Regions from separate parts of the Mus musculus genome. Here region 1 is linked to region 2. Evidence: chromatin contacts called from ENCODE Hi-C or POLR2A ChIA-PET data. All regions are on one chromosome and are shown on one strand. The core of a region is the stretch at or near the end of the contact, and the rest is flanking DNA. Distances in the headings are between cores, read along the strand shown.

What was found. A loop is a pair of places that touch in the nucleus more often than their neighbours do. ChIA-PET counts read pairs that join two places held with the same protein, here RNA polymerase II (POLR2A).
Region 1: a loop to region 2 is called in a map of left cerebral cortex, with 2.3 times the contacts of the local background. The contact joins two enhancer-like sites. A Hi-C loop is called at or near these places in 1 of 37 maps with a recorded cell type or tissue (left cerebral cortex). POLR2A ChIA-PET finds 5 or more read pairs at or near these places in 1 of 5 experiments (Patski).

What each region holds. Positions count from the first base shown.
Region 1 is chr14:31,954,197-31,956,896 of GRCm38, forward strand. No RefSeq gene overlaps it. Among named protein-coding and RNA genes, the nearest start is that of Gm41125, 12 kb to the left of the region's middle. Within about 2 kb of position 1,446, at least 1 of the 3 ENCODE cell types and tissues checked has a DNase peak (open chromatin) inside an H3K27ac peak, as active enhancers do.
Region 2 is chr14:31,853,520-31,856,219 of GRCm38, forward strand. No RefSeq gene overlaps it. Among named protein-coding and RNA genes, the nearest start is that of Ankrd28, 24 kb to the left of the region's middle. Within about 2 kb of position 1,312, at least 2 of the 3 ENCODE cell types and tissues checked have a DNase peak (open chromatin) inside an H3K27ac peak, as active enhancers do.

The DNA of each region.
Region 1 (2,700 bases), core at 196-2,695, 100 kb after region 2:
GTGTGGCGTGGAAAGAGAACTACTCACAGAAACTGTCTTCTGAGCTACACACACACATTACACACATGTACACACACACACTCATACATGCACACACACACACAAACACACACACATATACACACATTACACACATGTCCACACACACACATACACCACACACACTCATACATGCACACACACTCACACACATTTATACACACAAACACACACATATATACACATTACACACACACATACACACATACATACCACAGACACAAAATAAAATATATAAAAATAAAATATATAAATAAACATAAAGGATGGATAGTTAAATATTTTTATTGATAACATCCTTTAAAATTTGGTAATATTAGCTTAGGGACAATCTTAAATGCATCTGTGACACAAAATCCTTTTCTTATCAGATCCAACCACATTTGGACATTTGGATTTTAGCCTCCCCTACCCCTTCCCCTCAAGTCTTATGTTCAGAATTCCGGTGCAGTCACCATGCGTTTTGACAGGTCCCTGAATTCCTAACCTCTGCGTGCGCACGTGCACACACACACACACACACACACACACACACACACACACATAGCCTGGCTTGCCCTTCAGAGCTCAATTTGGGCCCTTTCTCCTGATGAGAGAGAGCAAGACACCTGGGCTGTGTGCATTTTCTACATATGCCTGTTAGATGTTGTTCCCGGGATTTTGTAGTCACCTACCATTTAATTATCTATGACCCTTGAGGGTCCTGCTTTATCTTCTGGCTTTATTTTTAAAATAACTTTTTTTTTTGACATGGGTCTCACTATGTAGCTCAGGCTGTCCAGCCATCACCGGCTGCCATTCTCAGTTTCACATCCAGAGAGCCGCATTTGACTTTGCCCTGCGACTCTGTGATGTGTTATTTGTGCAGTGGCCACCAGAGGGCAACAGAAGAACAGAGTCTAGTCAATTCTATCCCTCTAGAACTGTAGGCTGTGGATTGCAAGATTATTTTAGGTCTGAAAGGGAAGTCTACTGGTCACATGAGCCTCAGTTTCAGACAATGATTTTAAGCAAACCCTTCCAAGAAAGCACGATGGTATTCAACATTTTAATAAATTGAAACATTTGAATATTTTGAATTTAGAATTCAAGTTGAAAAGTTTGGGTTCTGCCTCCAGCTCTCTCTATTACCCAGCGTGTCTGATCTCAGATAAGACTTCGAATCTGAAAAGTGTTAGTTTCCAAATCTGACAAATGGGTGGCATGATGTCCTTTGTCTCCTGGGAGTGCTTTGAGAACTGTAGGCAGTGGAGCACACAAACAGCCAGAAAATGAAAAATGCCCAGGGAACTGCAAAAGCTAGATCCGAATCAGAGAGCTAAATAACAACAGCCCCACCCCCGTGTCCTAGCTTGAGAGCAAGCTGAAAGCTGGTGTAGCCCTCTTGGTCGGTGGGCATGAACGTATGGCAGTGCCAGGGAGGTGGTGACAGGGGATCCATGGGCCTTGATAGCCAAACAGCCTAGTCTACTTTGTGAGCAGAAGGCCAGTGGGAGACCCTGTCTCAAAACACAAGGTGGAGAGTTCAAGGCCAGCCTGGTGTATGCCGCAAGTTCTAGGGCAGCCAAAGGTTCATAGTGAGATTCTGTCTCAAAAGAGAGAGAGAGAGTATGTGTATGCTCACACAGAGAGAGAGAGAGAGAGGGAGAGAGAGAGAGAGAGAATAACTGAGGAACGACACTTGAGGTTGACCTCTGGTCTTCATACATGCTCACACATGAGTAAATGCACTTGTATGCACAGAAACATACACATGCACATGGACACACACAATAAAAAGTCCTTCAAATTACCCAGAAGCACAGAAATGCACTGTATTTTGAGAGCCTTTTGTACGATGTGAGACCCACTGAGGACACGGTCACATCCCAGGCCAGGAGAGGCATCCGTTCACTGACTCTATCACCAATGCTGTCGGGTGGATGTGGATTTAGTGTTGTCTGCGGCCTGTGAGGGCTTGAGGGGGGTGGGTTTTTGTTGTTCTTGCTAAGTCTGCTCAGTTTGCACAGGTTCTGTATGTGTATAATACAAGCAGGTCCAGAATATGTTTTTCAATATTTGTTTATTAAAACAATACGTGGATATGACTGGACACCGGAGAGTGATCATATGAACTTGGATCTTGTTTGTTGTAAATGGCCCCTGGGAAATTTCCAGGTAGAGGAGATGCTGCAGGCAGGCGGATGAGCTGTCAGGCAGTACACCTGAGAGGACCAGGAGGGAGAGGAACGAAGACTGTCTCAAGCCACCATGCCCAGTTTTTAAATATAGATGCTCACACTCACATGACCAGCACCATAGCAGCTAAATTATCTTTCCAGACTAATTTAAAGGGCTTTAAAGGGAATATGGATAATAATTTTATCTTATATTCTTCATCTTTATCTCAGCTCACCATGGAAAGTGCTAGCCCACAGTAGAAGGTCTGTAAACTTCTTAGCACAGCATAGGAACCTTCTGTGGGAGGCACAGAGCTAGCCTTGAAAAGCTAAGACTCTCAGAGGTTCCCAGGGATTTGGGGGGGGGGGGGCGGATGACTCCTGCTTTAAGACCAACGCCCCACCGCAGTATAAGTTAGCATGCTTTTCATTCTAAAGGCTCCTGGCCTCTATGCCAGTCCTGGGGACTCTGTGGATTTCTTAGCTGTGCACTGATTCAGAG
Region 2 (2,700 bases), core at 62-2,561:
CAGCCATGTGCCCACCCACAGTCATATACATCTTATACACACATGCACACATACACAGAACAGAAAATAATAATACTAAAAATTTAAAAACCCTGCAGAGGAAGGTAAACCTTGAGTTCATGGTGATACCAAGGCTGCTAAGAATGAAGAATGTAAGTCTCTTCTATCGTTTGGCCATTTTTACTGCATAGTTATGTTGCTTTATGGACTAAGGTGACTATGAAAACACAATCCTACCAGGGAGGAAAAAGGAAGGACAAACAGATGTGTTCAGTTCTCTGTCTTCTGTTTAAGCAGTTAGAGTAAGCAGAATACCGGCTTCCCTAGAGCTGTCCACTCTGATCTCACTGTTGTTCATCCTGTATGTCACTTCGCCGGGCATAAAGGACATCCCAACATTGACTTAAGTTAGAGATGCAGAGGTGGGGAGACAGTCTCACATTGTCTGGATGGGTCCAATCACAAAGTGTTGGGAGTGAACTCAAGCTTAGAAAGGGTCTGATGATGTGTCAAAGCACGGGAAGTGCTCTGAAGGTAAGCACCGATCGAGCTACTCCTGGTGAGACTTTTTAAACAAGGAAATAAGAATATTTTATCAATGCTTCTAGTGTTCTCAGTCTAAATTATTAAATATCAGCCTTGCTTTAAAAATTATCCCTGTGTATTCATGATGCAGAAAAAAGGTTTTGATATTTTACTATCCTTTTTGAGCCAGAGTCATGATATGTAGCCCAGAGCTAGTCTTTCATTTATAATCGTCCTGTTTTAGCCATCTTGGGCACTGGGATTACAGGCGTGCACCACCTACTAATTATTAAGATTGCTTTGCACCAGCTCAGTTCGCATTGCCATTTTGGTGATTATGTGTTACCATGCAAAATGAAAGCTGTCTGGTTGTTGGCAAGACAAGATGAAATTCAAAATAGCAGGACTATCCCAACACTTAAGCGCTAGGAGTGTAAAGTATAACTAGGGTTCAAAGACATGATAAAAGTTACAGTATTATAGACATGTCTGCAATACAAAGCAATAACTCACAAAGCTCTGTCAGTGCTGGGGGCTGCACTTGAGATTTTCTGGGTATTCATTTGCCTGGAGAATAGCACAGGTAGGGTTGCTATATGATATTTCTCTGGGAAGTATGGCAGCCGACAGCAGACTGTCTCAAATCTTCCCCTGCCTGAGACATAAGTCCGTGTCAGTTATAAAGCTGCTGGGTACAGATACCTCAGGACTCTGCCTCCTCTTTCTGGGCATTTCTCCTGGCTCTGCCTTCCATTTGCATACTGGCTCTATTTCAGGCTGGCAGGAAATCATGACAGCTGTCCCGGGCATCAAATGCAGACAAGAGCTGCTTTTCTAGAGCCTCCTCAAGACTAAGAAGAAGCCCTCCAGCACACCACCCCTCACCTCTTATTGGCTAGAACTGCATCCCCCAAACACCATAGATAGATGGCATCAAGGGATCAGAATAGAACACTCTCAAGTCGCCCTGTGCATTCTGGGTGTAAAGGGTTTAACATAGACTCAGCCTTGGCTGCTGGGAGAGAGGGGTGTGGGAGAACAGAGCTGAGAAACTCAACCTCAGCAGACCTCAGGATGAAAGACTTAGGTGTACATATCCTTAAGTCTGTTCCAGGAAGTTGCTAGAAACCCTGCATCTGCCCATATAGCTACAACTGTTCCCTGAGGAAGTGTTTTTCCAATTTCTGTATTTGCCTCAGTTGCTCTCATGAGCATAGACCTGGAAAAGGACAGGGATGGTGACTCTAGGAAGGAAGGTCATGATACCACACCGGCAGCAGGCATTCTAGAACATCCATTCTTGACACAGCTCTAGCCAGGGAACAGCCCACTGGGATTGCCTTAGGCCTATTTAGGCTTATCCTAGGACCCAGGTGTGTGTATAGGGGTGGGGACTGACACCCATCCACTGCCCTCCCAAATTAGGGCATAACAAGCAAGGAACTTAAAAAACCAAAACCAAAAAAGCAAAGCAAAATAATCAACAATACTTCCTTCCTGCTGTGTCAAACTGTAATTATAATTTTCACTGCAAGTAAGCATATTTGTTACCAAAGTAGCTAGTTATGTACTTTTAAAAGTATGCTGACTAACACTCATCTGTTATATACATGCCTGTTTTTACCCACACAAAGTACAGTGTCCTGAAAGAAAGAAAAAAAGTTCCAGGTTAAACTGTAAGATTGCCATCAGCTGACTGGTAATGTAGAATGTTACTCATGTTACTGTGCTTGGTAAAAAGTTAATGTCCCGCCCCCCCCCCCATTAGCTCTTCTCCAAACAGCAGGCCAGATTTACTGCTCTGCTGTAGCAATGTAGGTTGTACCAGCGCAGTCGCTGCACATTGTAGAATTAATGAACTTATTTGCATGGCTGGTGTTTACAGGCTCAGCCATCTCCTCTCTGCTGCTGCTGGCTGTCAAGTGTACATCCCATTTTATTCTATTCTGGTTTCTCAGAGACCACAGGACCAATTTCCCCTTGGGAAAAGAGAAACCTGTTTCTGAACCTGTTTAGAAGCCTGGAAGCCGGAAGAAAGACCCGGGTGTTAGGATGCTGATTTCTGATACACTCTGGAGAGGAAAACCTTTCTACCAGAGACTCCGGGCTAGGTTGGGGGAGGCTCTCAGGAAGGCTCTGGATGTGAGGTGCTTGCTTAGCTTCTGTTCCAGAGAG